Linked DNA regions of Homo sapiens: region 1 is linked to region 2. A link is an interaction called in ENCODE POLR2A ChIA-PET data of the cell type or tissue named here. Cell type or tissue: CD4-positive, alpha-beta T cell. All regions are shown on one strand. Each heading gives the region's core, and the rest is flanking DNA. Links, peaks and the distances in the headings are about the cores only.

What was found. ChIA-PET counts read pairs that join two places held together with the same protein. Peaks named below come from ENCODE experiments on the same cell type or tissue, not always from the same donor. Only the 100,000 strongest peaks of a DNase experiment are listed, where the experiment ranks them.
Region 1: POLR2A ChIA-PET joins it to region 2 with 6 read pairs; 2 of 35 experiments call an interaction of 5 or more read pairs at or near these places.

What each region holds. Positions count from the first base shown.
Region 1 is chr17:65,518,033-65,528,500 of GRCh38, forward strand. No RefSeq gene overlaps it. Among named protein-coding and RNA genes, the nearest start is that of AXIN2, 38 kb to the right of the region's middle. RefSeq lists enhancers at 5,782-6,282, 9,879-10,173. In CD4-positive, alpha-beta T cell, for the core only: no CTCF peak of the experiment used is centred there; a DNase peak (open chromatin) is centred at 5,569; H3K27ac peaks cover 693 bases.
Region 2 is chr17:65,845,743-65,856,210 of GRCh38, forward strand. CEP112 (centrosomal protein 112) reads right to left here. Exons shown (of 27, transcript NM_001199165.4): 21 at 6,062-6,292. Among named protein-coding and RNA genes, the nearest start is that of AXIN2, 290 kb to the left of the region's middle. RefSeq lists an enhancer at 9,116-10,315. In CD4-positive, alpha-beta T cell, for the core only: no CTCF peak of the experiment used is centred there; no DNase peak of the experiment used is centred there.

The sequences.
Region 1 (10,468 bases), core at 3,345-7,344, 330 kb before region 2:
CACCTGAATGTCCAGGAACTTGGGCTCCCTGACATCCAAATTGGCCTTGAGAATAGATCCCCCCCAACCCCTAGGACAGGAGCCATATTATTAGTCAGAATTATTTGCGTTGGCCATGACAAAAACCCAAGACAAATTGACTGAAGAGGAAGAAAAAAAAAGATGACAGGATTTATTGACTCCCAAGGCTGGGCTTTCAGAGCAGTTGAATCTAAGGACCCAAGTAAAGTCATAGGACTTAGTGGATCTTTTTCTTTACCCCCACCCTGCCATCTTGTGGCTCCTATTTCCTTCTTAGTGGCTTCAATCCCAAAATAGGAGCCTTTCATACCATGGCCCCCAGAAGCCTAAGGATTTGGTTATCCCATTTCAGAAACTTCAACAGGGAGAGAGCACCGCATTCTCTGAATTCATGGCACAAGTCCCAGGTGTGACTCTCATTGGAACAACTTAAGTCACATGTCCCTCCCTGGACCAATCACAGTAGCCAAAATGATAAGCTCTACTAATTGGCCAGATCATATGAGCATCTTTGCAGCCGAAGGGTGCTCCCCAAAGGAATACCAAGATGTTAACATCAGGAGGTGAAAACATGGATGTTGGGCCAGCTAAAACAACAGATAACCACTGCAAGAACAAATCTTACTGGTGCCATTTATGGAGATTCTTAGAGGGAGGTGGCTGGGAAGACACTGTGTGTTAGGGATGAAAGGGTAGAGACAAACTAGGATCAGAAACAAGATCTCATCAGATCTTGTACAAAGGTGGAAGGTGTGGAGCAATGGAACCAGGCAAGTAGTAGACAAGCCGAGCAGGTGACCAAGGAGCAGGACCTCCCAATAGGTAAGGGGGCAGGGCAAGGCGGCAAGAACTCCAAGCCAAATTCTGTCCCAGTCCGGAAGTCAATGATACAATTCCTGGGGAGTCAGTAGCCTATCCTGGGCTCAGCCTACCTCCTGCCTCCAAGTGGGAGAGGCTATGCTATGCCTCTTGTTAGAAAAAGTCGAGGCATCAAAGCAGTTCTAGATGGGGGTGGAGGTGGTTTGCAGAAATGTCCACAAACTCTGCTTGAAGCAACGAAAGTCTTCACACATGGAGAAATTTATCCTGAAAAATTATGAGATGCTCAGAACGCTTTATTTGGTCAAGAGAAGATGTCATCTATTGAAAGGAAATAAACCAAAATGTTATCAGATGGTATCTCCGGGTAGTGGGGATTACAGTTGAATTTCTTTGTCTTTTTCATAATTCTATGTGTTTTCCAAATTTTCTACCATGACTATTTATTTTTGTGATCAGGAAAAATACAAATTGAAGGGGGGAAAACATCCTGAAACTGTTCCTATCAAATGCTGTATAAGCCAATCTTTCACGATCATAATCCACTTTTCCATTTATTTTATTTTCTCGCTGTGTCTCTGCTTCTCACCCTGGGTATCCCTCAGTCTGGATAATTGGCCTCTGGCTGCCTGGAAGCAGTGGCTGAAGCAGTCCTATTCCCTAAAGTGAGGTTGGGAGGGGGCCCTGCTTCTCCCAGCTGAGGCTGGGCCAGGAAGCCCTAGCAATGGTTCCCACTGAGCCCGGCTGCTGCTGATGAAATAGGACTCAGATGTCCAGCAGCTGTGACCCTCCCCAAGCTTGGATCCCTCCCCCTCCTCTCACCTCCTGGGCTTCTTCAGGCAGGATGAATGAACAACAAAGGCCTTGTGGCCAACTCAGCCATGCCAAGAAATGGGTGTCATCTGGAGGACGTGTCAGCCCAAACCTTTTATGTTGACAAACCATGTAGATCAGAAGACTAATTGCTTCTTGCTGTCTTCAGCCCGCCAAGGGCTCAACAATGATCCACAAATCATTTATAAATTGATGATCACAAATGACTTTACCCTAGTGGAACTAGACACCCACGCACCCATTGCCTGATTGGGGATGGGATTTGAGACTTAATTTACAAACAAAGGTCCCAGCCAGGACAGGAAACCCTCCCCAAGAGTCAATAAGACCACTCCCACCCTCAAGCAACCCAGTAGTTAATTCCTTCCCTTGGAAAAAACATGGTGGACTCACACTCACAGGCCTGTGCCAGACTCGGAATCCCAGAGGAAAAGAGATTTTGACAGCTAGTGGAAGACACAGCCTCCAGGCCAGTGGTCCAAAAGCCACGGAAGATTCAATGCTTTCAGTGCTTTATATTATCTCCCTGGAAATCTTTGGAGACAGAGATTTCATAGTTTCTCCCAATGACCTACTGCAGAGTTTTATATCCTGGTAACTGAGATGGTTTTTGGAGGAACCATTGCATCTCCTGCTTTTCTTTTTTTTTTTTTCTTTTTTTTTTGAGACGGAGTCTCGCTCTGTTGCCCAGGCTGGAGTGCAGTGGCGTGATCGCAGCTCACTGCAAGCTCTGCCTAATTTTTTGTATTTTTAGTAGAGACGGGGTTTCACCATGTTAGCCAGGATGGTCTCGATCTCCTGACCTCGTGATCCACCCGCCGCGGCCTCCCAAAGTGCTGGGATTATAGGCGTGAGCCACTGCGCCCGGCATATCTACTGCTTTTCATCCTGTTTTGTCTTCCATGAGCATAGAGGGAAAGGCTCAGATCCTATCTTCATCTTCAGCTGGGCAAAGACAGGCAACTTGGATTTTCCAGTTTGGCCCAGGCTGGGTAGAAATGAAAACTAGAGCTGTGTGTAGTAGTCAGGAGAGAGTAAGTCCAAGAAAATCTGGCTTAGCCCGCTCAGGTTTGTGAAGGGAGGTAGGCAGGGGAAATGTAGTTACTGAGACAATTTGCAGGGAGGAGTGCTGATGTCTTGCACGTGATAATGTAAGTTTCTCCTGGAAGTGATGCTTAAAGTTTTGTTTTTTGAAAAGCTGTCCTTTTCTTTTTCTGTTAGGATGGAGAAAATGACAGCTGTGATAATTTCATCAGTCCAGAGATAGACAGCACTCTAGATCACTGTTATGGGTTGAATTGTGTCCACCCAAAAAGATATGGTGAGGTCCTAACTCCCGGTACCTCAGAATGTGGCCTGATTTGGAAATAAGGTCTTTGCAGATGTAATCAAGTTAAGATGAGGCCAGGCCTGGTGGCTCACACCTGTAATCCCAGCACTTTGGGAGGCCGTGGCAAGTGGATTACCTGAGGTCACGAGTTCGAGACCAGCCTGGCCAACGTGGTGAAATCCCATCTCTACTAAAAACACAATATTAGCTGGGCATGGTGGCACATGCCTATAATCCTAGCTACTCAGAAGGCTGAGGCAGGAGAATCGCTTGAACCCAGGAGGCGGAGGTTGCAGTGAGCCAAGGCAGCACCATTGCTCTCCAGCCTGGGCAACAAGAGTGAAACTCTGTCTAAAAAAAAAAAAAAGAAGAAGAAGAAGAGGAAGAGGAAGAAGAAGAAGAAGCCAGGTGCAGTCGCTCACACCTGTAATCCCAGCACTTTGGGAGGCTGAGGCAGGTGGATCGCCTGAGGTCAGGAGTTTGAGACCAGCCTGGTCAACATGGTGAAACCCTGTCCCTACTAAAAAGACAAAAAATTAGCTGGGCGTGGTGGCAGGCACCTGTAATCCCAACTACTAGGGAGGCTGAGGCAGGAGAATCACTTGAACCCGGGAGGCGGAGGTTGCAGTGAGCCAAGATCGTGCCATTGCACTCCAGCCTAGGCGAAAGAGAGAAACTCCATCTCAAAAAAAAAAAAAAAAAAAAAAAAGGAGGGAAATTTGATTTGATTTGGACACAGACATGTCCAGAGAGACAACTGTGTGGAGGGATGCAGGGAGAAGGCCACGTGAAGACTGGAGTTGTGCTGCCACAAGCCAACAAATGTTTGGGGCTACCAGAAGCTGAAAGAAGTAAGGAAGGCTTCTTCTCCCCGAGGTTTCAGAGGGACCATGGCCCTGTTGATACCTTGACCTCAGATTTCCAGCCTCCAGAACTGTGAGACAATATATTTCTGTTGTTCTAAGCCTTCCAATTTGTGGTACTTTGCTACAGCAGCCCTAGGAAATGAATACAGTATTTTAAACAGAAAGTAAATTAATACAGAGAACCTGGCACTTTGAATTTTGTTTAAAGAGTCGACAGAGGCCGGGCGCAATGGCTCATGCCTGTAATCCCAGCACTTTGGGAGGCTGAGGTGGGTGGATCACAAGGTCAGGAGATCGAGACCATCCTGGCTAACATGATGAAACCCCGTCTCTACTAAAAATACAAAAAATTAGCTGGGTATGGTGGCAGGTGCCTGTAGTCCCAGCTACTGGGGAGGCTGAGGCAGGAGAATGGCATGAACCTGGGTGGTGGAGCTTGCAGTGAGCCAAGATCACGCCACTGCACTCCAGCCTGGGCAACAGAGTGAGACTCCGTCTCAAAAAACAAACAAACAAACAAAATATATTTACTCCCTGTCTCATGGATAAATAAGTATGCAATTAAATAATCACAATTTCGTTACAAATTAGAATGCAGGGAAATGAATGAAGGAAGTTCTGCAATGGAGAGGATCAGACGGTCACACACATGGATCCCATAGTCAGAGAAGACCTCTGACATTCGAGACAAAACCTGAAGGCTAAAAGGAGACAAACGTAGGAAAGGGTAAAGGAGGGTGCGTGCCCAGCAGAGGGGCTGCATACACAAAGCTCCTGAGCAGCAGGTCACTTTAGGGCAGTGGACCCCAACCTTTTTGGCACCAGGGACTGGTTTCGTGGAAGACAATTTTTCCATGGACGAGGGCGGCGTGGGAGAGATGGTTTGGGGATGAAACTGTTCCACCTCAGATCATCAAAGCATTAGATTCTCATAAGGAGCACACAACCTAGATCCCTCGCATACGCAGTTCACACACAGTTTGCACTCCTGTGGCGATCTAATGTCACCGCTGATCTGACAGGAGGCAGAGCTCAGACAGTCATGCTCCCTAGCCCGCCGCTCACCTCCTACTGTGTAGCCTGGTTCCTAAAAGGCCACAGCCCAGTACAGGTCTGCAGCCCAGGGGCTGGGGACCCCTGGTTTAGGGGAACAAGAAGGTCAGCCTGGAGGGAGCACAGAGGATTTGTTTTCAAAACTAGGCATTGGATGAGGTGGAGGAGGCCCTGTTCAGGGGCCGTGGTTCTACCTGAGGCAGACCCTTCTAAAACACTCCCTACACACACGTCTCCTGAGCTGCCAGACCTAAGGTCCTATACCGATTCTCCCTGTTTGGGCCCAGAGACTGTACCAAGCAGGCGGCCTGCTCCCTGGGATAATTCTGGTAATAGACAACATTTATCAAAATGCCTTTCTTTTTTTTCTCCAAAAATTAGCCAGGTGTGCATCTGTAGTCCCAGCTACTCAGGAGGCTGAGGTGAGTTGGGAGGATCGCTTGAGCCCAGGAGGTTGAGGCTGCAATGAGCCATGATCATGCCACTGCACTCCAGCCTGGGAGATAGAGCAAAACTCTCAAAAAAAAAAAAAAAAAAAAAAAGCTTTTTTTTTTTTTTTTTTTTTTTTGCTGGTGGTGGTTGTTTGTGTTTGTTTTTAAACCAAGTCACCACTACCCACTTCCTGAGACAAATCATGGAGTAGAGTCTACTCATATCAGATTTCTAAGAAATACAGTTGAGAAAGTGAGATAATAACCACTAAGAAGGACGTAAAGCATTCTTTTGATCCTTCTGTGTAATTTGGGGTGTTTCTATACAACTACATTATCTACTAAAGGTAAAAAAAAAAAGGGAGAGGAACATTTTTCTAAACCCTAAAACAAAAACAACTTTACCTGATTATTCAAGTAGACTGTAATATTTTCTCGGGGGTAATTGCCAATTTCCTTCTTTTTGACAGCATGATGATGACCCTAAAATTTTCTAGAGTGGGGAGAATAAAATGGGATTTTCCCCCCAAAATCCAACATTTCAGACTCTTTCACACAAACTGCCATCCTGGCTGCGAGCCCATAGAGAATTTCCAAGTACTGTAAGGCCCTGGGCTTGATAAAGAAAAATTTACAGATGCTTTGTGGCCAAAGGCTGCCTCCAGCAGCAAGTCTGTTTCCAAATAAAGCAAGCTGCAAACCCACTCTCCCACTGCCTTGGGCAAGAGAGCAGACGGCAGCCCCCAGGTGGTACAGCAGGAAGGCTGTGAGGGTGGATTCCACACGAGGAGCAAATGGTAACAAGTGGGTGAGACCCTCACCCATGTCACTATCACAGCCACTCTAGACAGAGGACTCACGTATTATCCTCATTGAACAAACGAGGAAACCATGGCTCCCTACGCGGCCCAGCTGCGAGTGGACTCAAACCCAGGTCTGCCCGACCCACAGCCTGCTCTTGACCTCTGATCATCTGGTTAAGAATTAATCAGATAAATAAGGCAGCAACATAGGGAAAAGCCCAGGAAGTGAAGGCGAAGTTATGTGATTTGAAGCTAGAGATGAAAAACAGGAAGATCGGGGGGGATTAAGGCAACAGGACGCTGGTGTGCACATGAGTCCCCTGGAGAGGCGGGAAACACGCAGGTCCCGTCTAGCCAATGGAATGGGGTGAGCCTCTGCCTCTCTCAGGCTCCCACGTGAGTCCACTCCATGGTCCTCAGACCACACTAGCAAGAGCCTGGGGGAGGGAGGGAAAGGTTTCTGGAAGAGTTGGGTCTTAAATTATTTGGGGACAAGGAATAGAGAAGCTGACAGCCCAAGCCATGGGTTTTAGCATTTTCTCTGGAGGCACAAATCCCTTTAAGAATCACATAAAAAATATAGACCCTTGCCTCAGAGGAAGGCATGCGCAGGTGATACTGTGAACAGTTTCAAGGGCTCTCAACTCCCAGAAGCACATCCACATGGGATTAGGAGGCCCTAAGTGTTAATATGACAGAGAAGCACAAAAATGGGCCCCTCTTAGAACAGGCAGAAATATACAGTTCCAAAATATATAAGAGCTCCTACAATTCAATAACAAGAAATCTAATAGCCCAATCTTTTTTTTTTTAATTGGAGATGGAGTCTCACTGTGTTGCCCAGTCTGGTCTTGAGCTCCTGGGCTCAAGCGATCCCCCAACTTTGGCCCCCAAAGTGCTAGGATAACCCAATCTTTAAACGGGTTAAAGACTTTAATAGACATTTCTCGGCCGGGGGCGGTGGCTCATGCCTGTAATCCTAGCACAGGATTGAGAGGCCGAGGTGGGGGAATCACCTGAGGTCAGGAGTTCAAGACCAGCCTGGCCAACATGGTGAAACCCCGTCTCTACTAAAATACAAAAATTAGCCGGGCATGATGGCAGATGCCTGTAATCCCAGCTACTCAGGAGGCTGAGACAGGAGAATCGCTTGAACCTGGGAGACAGTGGTTGCAGTGAGCCAAGATCACACCAGTGGACTCCAGCCTGGGTGTCTGAGCAAGACTCCATCTCAAAAAAAAAAAAAAAAAAAAAAAAAAAAGACATTTCTCCAAAGACACACAAATGGCCAACATGTATTTGAAAAGATGCTCAGTGTCACTAACCATCAGGGAAATGCAAATCAAAATCATGATGAGGTATCATCTCATACCTATTAGGATGGCTATTATCACAAAAAAACGAGTGTTGATGAGGATGTGGAGAGATTGGAACTCTTGTATACTGTTGGTGGGAATGCAAAGTGGTGCAACCACTGTGGAAAACACTTCGGAGATTGCTCAAAACATTTAAAATAGAGCCGCCATATGATTCAGCAATTCCACTTCTGGGTATTTATCAAAAATCATTGAAATCAAGTTCTTGCCAGGTGTGGTGGCTCACGCCTGTAATCCCAGCACTTTGGGAGGCCAAGGCAGGTGAAATACTTGAGGCCAGGAGTTCAAGAACAGCCTGGCCAACATGGCAAAACCCCATCTCTACTAAAAATACAAAAAATTAGATGGGCATGGTGGCGGGCGCCTGTAATCCCAGCTACTCGGGAGGCTAAGGCAGGAGAATCACTTGACCCCAGGAGGTGGAGGTTGCAGTCCATTGCACTCCAGCCTAGGCGACAGAGTGAGACTCCATCTCAAAAAAAAAAAAAAATAGAGATGATCAAGGTCTTGAAGAGATATTGGCACTTCCTTTTTTATTGCAGCATTATTCACAATAGCCAAGATGTGGAAATGACCTAAGTGTCCATCGATGGATTCGTGGATAAAGAAAATGTAATATAAATACACAATGGAATACTATTCAGCCTTAAAAAAAAGAGTAAAATCCTGTCATTTGTGACAACACGGATGAACCTACAGCACATTGTGCTAAATGAAATAAGCCAGGCACGGATTGACAAATACTGCAGGATTCCAGTTATATAGGTATCTAAGTCAACTTTGCAGAATTAGAGAGCCAAATGGTGGTTGTCAGGGGCTGGAGTGAGGGGGTAATGAGTTGCTGGTCAATGTGCGTAAAGTCTCAATTATGCAAGATAAATAAGTTCCAGAAATCTTCTGTGCAACACTGTCCCTATGGTTAACAATACTGTATTGTATACTTAAAAGTTTAAGAGGGGCCGGGTGCGATGGCTCACTCCTGTAATCCCAGCACTTTGGGAGGCCGAGGAGGGCAAGATTCACTTGAGGCCAGGAGTTCAAGACCAGCCTGGCCAACATGGCGAAACCCAGTCTTTACTAAAAATACAAAAATTAGCCGATGTGGTGGCACATGCCTGTAATCCCAGCTACTTGGGAGATTGAGGCACGGGAATCGCTTGAACCCAGGAAGCGGAGGTTGCAGCGAGCTGAGATTGTGCCACTGCATTCCAGCCTGGGCAACAGAGCAAGACTCTTGCCTCCAAAAAAAAAAAAAAAAAAAAAGTTTAAAGATGAAAACAGGGGCCAGGTGCAGTGGCTCATGTCTGTAATCCTAGCACTTTTGGGAGGTCTCAGGAGTTTGAGACCAGCCTGGGCAACATAGCAAAACCCCATCTCTACTAAAAAAATACAAAGATTAGCCAGCCGTAGTGGTGGGCGCCTGTAATCCCAGCTAATCAGGAGGCCGAGGCCTGAGAATCGCTTGAATCCAGGAGGTGGAGGTTGCAGTGAGCCGAGATTGCGCCATTGCACTCCAGTCTGGATGACAGAGTGAGACTTTGTCTCAAAAAAAAAAAAAAAAAAAAAAAGAATGAAAACAGGAGATAGAAACATGAGTGATCAACTAGTCCAGTTCTCTCTCACAAATGCACCTTAGAAGATGCCAGAAACCCGCTCATGGCACCCAGAGGGTGGTGGTGCTGGGCCTTCAGTCCAGTTTGTCTGAGGCCCAAGCCCCAACCTCATCACTCTCCTCAATCAAGAGGCCTGAAGATAGAGATGAAAAGCCATCCACAAACCCCAATCTTCACCACACACAATAGGTTGCATCTCTTCATCCTTTTGTCTTGGAAAGAAGTTTACAATTCGGAAAGTGTTGGACACCCTGGTATGAACCCCCATTCCAGCCAGGAGGGGAGGGCACAGCACCTGCATGGTTAGGGACAAGTTCAAGGCATCAGAGCTCCTCCAGCCTCTTGCCAGATGCCCTCACATCCTCGCCTTCTCAGAGGGTAACTCAGGACTCTCCCAGCAGCCTTGACAACTCCTACTACTGCCACCACTCCGAGGCTACTGGGTTCGAGTCCATCCCTACCCCGCATGGCCAGAACCCTGGCCTTTCTCTATGCTGCCGGCCTGACGCCAGTTGGCAGCAGGAAGAACAAGCCAAGCAGATCCACTGCAGACCACCGAGTTCATTTCATGAAAACTCAGCACACAAGAAGTCAAGTCCAACTGCAGTTACAGATCCTCTGTTTTTAAAAAGGGTTCTTCCTAGGACTCCACTAAAAAGACCTGCTTTCCCAGATCTAAAGTATGGCCTGGCATGCAGGCCAAGTGCTCAGGATACAGGGAGGGCACGTTTGTTGAGCGGGCAACTGCCTGCCGAGGTCCTTGGCCACATAAGCACACCTGTCCACCGAGCGGTGCAGAAGCTGCCTGTGTCGCCTCCTCCTGAACCACCTCCTTGCTATGTTCCCGACACCTGACCGGCCCTGAGCCTGATGGCTCACGATAAAATACTGATAGGATTAATAGTCAGCCTTGTTGATCAGCTCCCAGAATGGGGAGGGTGCCTGGCTAGCTTTGATCTCTAAGTCCATTGGCCCCACGTGGACATTCCAGGTCTATGAAACCATCTGCTGAACGGCTTTCATGTCGGAGACACCTGTTGAAACTCCTGGGAGGGCCTCCTCTCATCCCCTGGTCCCCTGCACCTACCTGGCCGGACTGGAGACAATCTGCCCAGGAGGAAGAGGCTGAATGGAGGTGTTACAGGGAAGAGGACCCCCAAAGGAGATGTCATCTACAGCCTGCTCCAAGGCAAGAAAAGCCTCAGCCAGTAGCCAGGTGATTTGAATAAATGGCTTTACAAAACCTCCAGGTGGGTCCAGATCAGGTCAGGGCTCAAGGTCAGAGACGGGCTTGGGCAAGGTAGGAAATCAAGCACAGATGT
Region 2 (10,468 bases), core at 3,754-7,753:
TATGGACTTTGTTTCAATTAGGTTTGAAAAGATTTTAAAAGGCCACAAAAGAAGCTTTCACTTTGCAAAATGTCAATCATTTACTCTCTTGGATTCTTTATTTGAAGCATTTTGACCTTGTGGAGGTATTTCATGTTTCTCTTAACTCAAAATCATTGAAGATATCATTTGGGTCTAAATTGCTGCTGACAGAAACTCAGGTAGGATGTGGACTTAGGAATTCTTTTATAACCTTAACATCGTAAGTGCTACTGAAACAACACAGACCCATATAGAATGTCACACTGAGATTATTTATTATTCTGGTATTATTGTCCTTTCCTCTTTGAACCTCAACTTTATACTCAATGATAGAAAATGAACTTCTAAACCTCTGAATTCTTGACTGGGTTTTAAACTGCTGGCAAATATTTTAAATTTCAGATTTATTTAAATACGATAAAAACATCCAACTTAAAAAGATACTGTGAGAAGAGTTCAAGCAACTGGCAGAATGACATAACAGACTCACAAAAGAATCAGCAGCTTGTTAGTTTTATTCAAACTCACAGTAAAAACTCAAATTTTAAAAAATTTGTGTAGAAAAATTCAAAGTATGTCTCAATAAAGATTAATGCTATGTTTTTAACTTATTAAGTGATATGAAGGAAATCAAAACACTAAAAGAACATATAAATATTTGAATACAAAGATGTATCATATCCTACCCAAAGTATTTATAATGATTTGAGATCAAATGTGGATAAATCAATAACAGTTTATTCACATGACCAGGCACAGAGGCTATCTTGAATTTCTCAGTAGATTATCATTCTTTTTGTTTTGTTTTGTTTTGTTTTGTTTTGAGACGGAGTCTCGCTCTGTTGCCTAGGCTGAAGCACAGTGGCGCAATCTCGGCTCACTACAAGCTCCGCCTCCCGGGTTCACGCCATTCTCTTGCCTCAGCTTCCCGAGTAGCTGGGACTACAGGCGCCCGCCACCACACCTGGCTAATTTTTTGTATTTTTTAGTAGAGACGGGGTTTCACCGTGTTAGCCAGGATGGTCTCGATCTCCTGACCTTGTGATTCGCCCGCCTCGATTATCATTCTTTTATTCACTCACTTAATATTTAATGAGTGCTTACTGTGTGTAAGGCACCATGCAAGCTCCTGGGGCATTAGAAACAAATATTTCCTGCTTTCAGGGAATTCGGAGTCCAGGTCTTTACTGCATTTGAAAATGCTAAACTCCTTTGACTATTTATGTAAAAATATCAATCATTGGAAATACAAATTACTCGATGTGAGCACAGCATTTAGATATCATCATATGGACTCTGAGGTTGGTGAATTCCACCAACTGGACAAAAACCGAACTCATCGCACTCAACACCAGCCTATGTAAAAGAGAGTCTTCCCTTTCCCCAGACTCTCCCTTTTTGTCAACAAGTCCCTCCATTCTGGTTCATCTCAGTACCTCTACCCATGTCAGCTAAAAGAACTGTCCTCAAACCTCCCTTCTAAATTCTGGGATCCCTTGTGTTCTCACTTCAATCCAGGAGCATTCCATTCTTCCAGATGCAGGATACCCATGCTCCCTCCTCTACCTGCAGAACTCCAATTCTATAGGAACAAATTCCCTTATATCTTCTTCCTTTCCAAGGCATTCCACTGTTCAGCTGGAAGCCTGTTTCGCTTTTTTTGAAACTCCTCACCTAAGCAGACTACTCTGATTCTTTACTAAGAATACAGATGCTATTAGCTACAAGGTCTTTTCAAGTCTTGTCAGAGAGCTTCTCTATATCTTTACCAATGCTTGACTTCCTTCCTCCATTGGTGAAGGTCATGCCTCCTGTCACTCATTCATGTCATACCCGGAGGGCACCTGCCCCGAGCTGGGTTTTCTAGGCACTGGTGGTACAGAAGTAAACAAGCTAGACAAGGTCCTGCTAACAGAGCTTATGTTCTAGTGGGTGGGAGGAAACAAGCGAACAAATAAAAGGATGATTTCAGGTAATGCTATGAGCTATGAAGACAATGGGACAAAAAAAGGTGGCATAGGTAGGCCAGACTTTGGATGAAAAGGTCGGGGAAGGATGCTCTGAGGAGTGTAGAATGATGTCAAGGAGGTTGGCCATTGAAAAAATCATGTGGAGAAGCATTCTGGAAGAGGGTGACAGCAGCTGCAAAGACCTGGAGGCAGGGGAGAGTGTGGCACATTCTGGGAAAAGACCAATGGACCCTTGCAGCCTTGTAGCCGAGGGCTGAGGTAGGCCTGTGCTGCGTCTGTGCTGGGGATGCCATTCCCACCTGCACCACCTCACAGATCACAAGCCATCAATGATCTCTGATTCTTCACGTCATTAAGCTGTTCCTCTCCATTAGTCCCTTTGTGTACTTCAAAATGCTCAACCCATGTTCAGCCCCAAAATATATTCTCTTTAACTCCTGCTGCTCTTTGGAACTACATCTTTCTTTTAACATCGTATTTTCCCAAACAACAGGATGTTCCCTCACTTCCACTTCCAGACTTATCTTTTGAAACCCTGTTTCTGGGCACACAATCATTTTCAGCGCACTGTCCAAGATCATCAATGACTTTGTGGTTTCACATCCAGTGACCTTTCTTCAACCCTCATCCTTCCTGAGTTTGGGTCACATTCTTGACAATCCCCCTTTCCAAATAGTCTTTTCCTCTATTTCCATAAAAATGCATTCTTCTCATGTTCCTTCTACCTTCGTGACCCTTCTTCAACTGTTTCCTCCCTGGCCTCTCAAATGGAGCTGTACCCCTAAGTTCTTCCTTCACAGTTGCCCTCTCTCTCCCTCCCTCCCTGCCTCTTTCCCCCTTGCTTTAACAGTCCCACTCACTCTCAAGGCCACTGGCCAGGCCTTCTCTGTGGGTGATTCCCACAGCTGTTTGTCTCCAATCCTGCCTGCTCTTGGGATATCCAGAAGCATTCTTTCAACAGCAAGGGAAAGTGTAGTGTCACTTCAAACTCCACATGTTCTTAACTCAGTTCAGCTTCCTCCTCCTCCGACCAGAAACTTCTACATTCCTGATCGATTTATATTTAACCAACCTAATCAGTGCTATCTCTATGATGATTTTCAAATGTCCTCTTTGTCCCCTTGCTACTGCCGACACTCTCACTGCCTTCTCACGCACATCTGCTGTGCCCTCAAGGACCTCCTGCCTGGATTAATCCAGTCCTTGTTACCTCCTGCTGCTGCTACCACATCTTGCCAACACCAAGAGGATGATGTTCCTAAGAATCACTGGAATCTTGACACTTCATTTCCCCAAAACCTTTGGCAACTCCTCACTGTTTACCCAATGAAGCAAAAATGCTTATCACAGCTTTGGAGACTTTCGATGATCCTGAAGCTATCTTAGCTTGGTTGCTAGCTCTCCCCTGGATCAACCTCTATGTCATGGAAACGGTTTTGTTTGCTCTTGCTTTCCTTATTCTTTTGACTTAGAATGCCATCCAACATATCTACTAATTAAAATCCTACTTATGTTACTTATGTCTCATTCAAGTAACATCTCTCCCAATTAATTTTCCCGATTTCCTCAGCAGAAAATGATTTTCCCCAAATTCACACTGTCTTGCATTATAGTTATCTGTGTAGTGTACTTGCAGTATTTTTCTTGCAGTCACTATTATTTTTCTATTTGAGGGCAGTGGCCCCCTCCCCTGTTTTTTATATACCCACAGTGCCTGGGATAATGCCTTTCTGGAATATAAAAATTCAGGTTTCTAATACTAATTTTTAAATTATCTTTACCCTGTAAATTAGCATCACGTATAAACCTACATTTCACGAAGTTCATCTCCTATTAAAAAGAGGCATTTGGAATGTGAATATATAATGCAGGAAAATTACGGCCTAAATTGGATGTGTTATATGTCTGACTTTGGCATATCCAATTTTCTTAAATCAAGGTGCACAGGTATCTGTGCTATTTAAGAACATTTACTTAGAAATACTTTGAACTGCTAGAAGAGTTGACTGAAGCCAAGGTGAAGTGAGTGTAAGAGTTAACAGAAAAGATAAGTGGCAACACCACTTTCCCTTTCCATCAGTCTCTCTTTTATCTGCTATTGTCAAAGTCTGAGACTATACCATATAAGAATATTTCCTGGCCTGGCGCGGTGGCTTACGCCTGTAATCCCAGTACTTTGGGAGGTCGAGTTGGGTGGATTGTCCGAAGTCAGGAGTTTGAGACCATCCTGGCCAACATGGTAAAACCCCATCTCTACTAAAAATACAAAAATTAGCCAGACGTGCTGGCGGGTGCCTATAATCCCAGCTACTCAGGAGGCTGAGGCAGGAGAGTTGCTTGAACCCAGGTGCCGGAAGTTGCAGTGAGCCGAGATCATGCCACTGCACTCCAGCCTGGGCGACAGAGTGAGACTCTGTCTCAAAAAAAAAAAAAAAAAAAAAAAAGAATATTTCCCTAATTCCTGAACTGTATATTTTAGCATCGAGACATTATTATTTTATCCTGCTGTGAGGGAATTATCACTAACATCCCACTTAGCCTGAACATGTCCCGAGAGGCCCAACCTATTGGTCTTGTAGTCTTCTTCCTTTCGGCAAAGAGGAATTCCATCTGTCCACTGGCTTGGGAAAATAGCCTTGGTGCTGCCCGTGACTGTTCCACCCTACTTCCCACCCCCCAGCATATTCCACGAACCAACAGTGAATGCTGTCAGGTCTACCTTCAGAACATATCCCAAATCTGATCAGGTTTTACTACCTTCATTGCTATTGGCTAGACCCAGCTCTCTATTACCTTTCCTCTATATTTTTGCAACAGCGTTTTAACTGTTCTCTCTACTTCCTCCTTTGCCATCAATTCAGTCTATTCTCAGCACAGCAGATGATGACATCCTATTCAAGTGTGAGTCAAATCATGTCACTCCTATGCTCAAAATCTGCCAACTTCCTCTACTCATAGAGAGTCAAAGCAAAGCCCTCTCACTGGCCTACTCAGACCTACGTGACCTGGACCCACACCCTGAGGTTTCTTCTCTGGCCTCATCACTTTCCCTCTTCTTCTCACTCATCATTTCCAGACACACCACTTTCCCTGCTGTTCTGCCAAGAAGTCAGGCTCACTCCTGCCTATTTACAGTCCTTTTTCCTATTTATTTCTGGGTTCATAGCTATGCTATCAAGGGCCAAATCTGCTGAAATCTGACTTTCAAATTAATTAAAGTACAATAAAGCAAGTACCTTAGGATCTCAGTCTATGTAAAATCAATGTAGTAATGGCTAGTATGGTATTGCATACTCTTTAAAAGCTCAACATTATTTGAAGATGAAGAGGGATAGGTGGAAAGAAATTAAACAAAATTTAGATGATTCTTAAGTTACCCTTTGCAAGTTTCTCATTCCCAAGATAAAGACTGGTCTTAAGAAACTCAAGAGGCAATTTTGGAAACAGCAATTCACATTTAGTACCTGACTAAAATAGTTATACTTTTTCTGAACGTCAAAAGAAAGAATATTTGAGATTGCACCTTTAATATAAGTCCAATCAAAATGTGTAAACATTATATTGACATTTATTCCAATAATATATACTTCTAAAAAGACTTTTCTTATCTCGACTGAAATATCAACCTGGGAAAATAAGTCATCATTTATGTGACACTGTTATAAAAAGCTGTAAAATCTAGAAATGCTTATTAGACAACTGAGGGAAGATCTGAAACTTAGTCCCATTTAGGAAAATTTAGGGATACAGCCCCAGTATTTCTAATCAAAATAATATTGGACAATATTATAATATCACTTTATTACAACGTGTATTTAATTACTATGGAATAGGATATTCCATATAATCCCTTCCATGAAAGCCAAGGGAAAAGTTAGGAAATTCCCTAGATTATTTTACTGGTACTTAGACATAGGAGCAAGATACTTAAATTCCTCGACTGAAGAGTTTATACATTTAAAGAGTAATGCCATGTCTACTACCTTTTGGAGATTAAATATAAGGGTGGTGGCAATGGATTTTAAACATGGATTTCAACTGCCTATTAAAAAACTAGTTAAATATCTTACCTTTTCCAGTGTCATCTCTGTCTCAGCAGCATGAGTCTTTTTCAGCTCTATTTTCATCTTTTCTGATTCAGCCTTCAGTTTATTGACGACAATCTCATGTTCCCTTGTAGCCCTTTGCTTTTCCTCTTCACGAAGAAGACCAAGCTCTACCAGCTGCTGTTTCCGCTGTGAGTTCACATTGATCAATTCTTCTCTCAACTTGTGAACCTGGGCCTCCATGTCGGCAATAACCTTGTTTTTAAAAATGGAAAAATGGGCAGAAGATATCAATAGGGAAGTCACAAAAGAAGAACCAATGGGCAAAAGGCCAATAAATGAAATATGAACATATGGAATAGAAAGCTTAGATTGCACTCCATCCTTCCTTCTTTCCTTCCTTCCCTCCCTCTTTCCCTCTCCCTTCCTTCCTTCCCTCCCTCTTTCCCTCTCCCTTCCTTCCTTCCTTCCGTTCCCTTTCCTTCCCTCCCTCCCTCCTTCCCTTCCCCTCCTCCCTTCCCTTCCCTTCCCTTCCCTTTCCTTCCCTTTCCTTCCCTCCCTCCCTCCTTCCCTTCCCCTCCCCTCCTCCCTTCCCTTCCTTCCTTCCCTCCCTCCCTTCCCTCTCCCTCCCTCCCTCCCTTCCTTCCTTCCCTCCCTTTCCTTCCTTCCCTCCCTCCCTCCCTTTCCTTCCTTCCTTCCTTCCCTCCCTCATTCCCTCCCTCCCTCCCTCCTCTACTTCCTTCATTCCATATTCCCATGTCATTCCTTCCTAGCTCAGAGGCAAATACCACCTGGAACATTTTACCATACTTTTGGATCTTTAAACAACATATTGTTTAGTTTTACTTGTTTCTAATTTCTATGTAAATGGAATATTACATGTATTTTTCTGAAACTTGCTGTTTCAAATATTCAACATCATCATGTTCCTGAAATTCATCCAGTGTTCCCTATTGGATTTTTACTTTTTATTGATTGATTTCTGCTTTTATTTTTATGTCCTTCTTCCTACTTTCCTAAGGTTTATTTTGTATTCTTTCTTCTAACTTCTTATTTTGGATACTTAACTCATTTATTTTTTATCATTTCTTCTTTTCTGATTTATAAATGTAAGACTACAAATGTCTCTCTGGATACTGATTTAGTTCCATCTCTTTGGTTTAGATATGTGGTATTTTCATTATCGTTTAGTTCAAAATACTTTTTTAACTTCCATTATAATTTTTGTCTTTGACTTATGAACCATTTAGAAGTATGTTTCTTAATTCCCAAGCATATGGGACATATTAGTTTCCCAGGGTTGCCATAACAAAGTAGCACAAACTAGATGGCTTAAAAGAACAGAATTTTATTCTCTCATAGTTCTGGAGGCTAGAAGTCTTAAAATCAAGGTGTTGGCAGAGTTGGTTCCTTCTGGAAACTCTGAAGGAGAAGCTGTTCCATGCCTGTCTCCTAGCTTCTGGTATTTCCTGACAGTCACTGTGCCTTGGTGTGTAAATGCATCATTCCAATCAGTGCCTTTGTCTTCAGATGGATTTGTTCTCTCTGGGTGTCTGTGTCTCTGTGGTGCTGTATTTTATAAGGACACTGGTCATACTGGATTTAGGGCCCACCTTAATCCAGCATCACCTAATTTTAACTTGATTACATCTGCAAAAATTCTATTTCCGGCCAGGCGCAGTGACTCATGTCTGTAATCCCAGCACTTTGGGAGGCCGAGGCGGGTGGATCACAAGGTCAGGAGTTCAAGACCAGCCTGGCCAAGATGGTGAAACCCCGTCTCTACTGAAAATGCAAAAATTAGCTGGGCATGGTGGTGGGCACCTGTAATCCCAGCTGCTCGGAAGGCGGAGGCAGAGAACTGCTTGAACCTGGGAGGTGGAGGTTGCAGTGAGCTGAAATTGCGCCACTGCACTCCCGCCTGGGCAACAGAGCGAGACTCCATCTAAAAAAAAAAAAAAAATTCTATTTCCGGTTCTGTGTAGACAGGAAATTTTGAGAGGGACACCATTAAACTCAGGAAATGGACTTCAGTGGTTATTGTTTTGTCATTCACTTCTAATTGCACTGTGGCCAAAGAATGTAGTCTATCTCCCATTAATTCTTTGCAAATTTTGAGAATGTTTGATGGCAAGTTATGTAGCCAATTTTTTAAAAGCTTCATGTATGATTGCTAAGAAATGTCTATGCTGTATTTTCTACAGTTTTCAGTGCTATATCCTATACATGCCTATCATATCAAGCTTGTTACATAGTTGAAATCTTCTGTCACTTACTTACTGCCACTAACACATTAGCCAGCAATGCAACATTTCCCAAAACACAATGATAAATGTTTCATTTCATGCCTAATGTATGTTCAACAAGCACAGCCTAAACCAACATTTCCTTGACTGGAAACCAGAAAAATAAAAAAGTGACAGGAATCCAAATGTCACATTATGATGCTGGGAATAAGAATACAAAGCTAAATGATGAGAAGTTGCTTTGGTCAAAATATCTACAAGAATTATTTCATTTTCAATATAAATATTATATTCATCCAATTTTTAATTTTAACAATTTTGTGATTTCTACATGATAAATAATAATTGCTATAATTTTGAGTGTTTACTTTGCACCAGGCATCTTATTTTGGATTGTGTTCAGTATACATTAGCTCAACTATTAACCCTGTGGCCTCTCTACACTAGACTGGAAAAGACATCTAGAACAGTAACATTTGTGTTAGAGGAAAGAAAATGCTTTATAGTAATAAATCTGAGCCTTCGAGGCTGGAGGTGATAGGATGTCCCATTTTTATCCTGCCTTTCTAAGAAAAGCTTACTTGAACTAGTCCCAAAGGAATATGTGAGAGGACTTTATATAAAAGGCTGATCCTTGTAAACCTGTAGTGGAAAAATTAGTTATTTTTTCTTCAGGAAATCTATGCACTGTTTTAACATCTATTTGTTTCTCTATTTCATAGATTGATATCTGTGTATCAATAATCAGCTGTGGATCAATTGTCCGTGAAAACAGTCTTTTACCTTTTGTTCTTTGTTTTATAATGATTCTTTTGAACCCAAGAGAAGAGATAGTCAATGCAATCAGATTCTGAAATAGAGGATACATCTTCTAAAAACAGATAGACTTTAGCAGTGACAACAGTTATGTGTTTGGGAGGCAGAACATTCTTTTTTTAAAAAAAAGCTCAGGGATATCAACATGGCAGACAAGGATGGGTTGCTGGCTCCCTTCCCCAAAATCAATCCTGGAGAAAGCACAGGAAGCATGAATCTGAGATACTAATAACTATAACAATAATAAACATAACAAAAGCAAATTTTGAGAAGCTCCTGGGTGGAATAAAGACAGTCCTAAGGGGGTACAGCCTGGGGAAGAAAATAATAGAAAACCGCTGTAAGAAGGTGGGTTGCAGGAATGCTTTACCTTCTGCTCTTGTCTCTCTCTTTTGTAGCCAGGTAAAATCATATCTGTTCCATTACCATGTTGGGAGCAAGAACTCAACATAGTGTTGACATCAGTCAGTCAATACCAAGGAAAGCAAAGCCCTCCTTGGGTGAGGAGTTGAAGAAAACAGGCACAGACTTCTCTGAACTTCCTGGGTATTCCCCCTTCCAAAGGCTTCCCTCCAAACTCCCAGGACTAGTGACTCAGTCATTAGACACTCACTTCCAGGAGCTTAGGTAAATTCCCGACCAGCAGGTTTTCCTGATGAAGTAACTGTGAAAGGGAGTGGTACGGCAATGAAGGGCTCTGTCTTGGGGTTCATAATCTTGTCCTTCTATAAGCTCATCCAACAGGTCAGGGACTAAAGGTGGGCTTCTGCTCTTCCCCAGTCAGGATATCTGATAGTCCCAGGGGAAAATGGGCTCCCTGGCCAAAGTAAATAAACCTGAGGAGCAAAACTACTACCAAAAAGAGACACCTAAATAACATATATTATCTGAAGCAGTATAATTGGAACAGATGAAACAAGAATTTTTTAAGTGCGTAATAGGCCGGGTGTGTTGGCTTATGCCTGTAATCACAGCACTTTGAGAGGCCAAGGCAGGTGGATCACTTGAGCCTAGGAGTTCAAGACCAGCCTTGGCAATATAGTGAGGCTCCTTCTCTACAGATAATACAGAAATGAGTCAGGTGTGGTGGGGTGTGCCTGTAGTCCCAGCTACTCAGGAGGCTGAGGAAAGAAGATCAATTGAGCCCAGGAGGCTGCAGTGAACCGTGGTCATACCCTGTACTCCGGCCTGTGTGACAGAAGGAGATCTTATCTCCAAAAAAAGTCCATAATAAACATACAAATAGTAATATATATATACTTAATATACTGAAAAGTGTAATGGAAGAAGTTACAGACATGAAGCTGCAATTAATGTCATAGAAGAAGGAAAAAGTGAAAATGATAGGAAAAAGAGCAAGTTAGCTAAA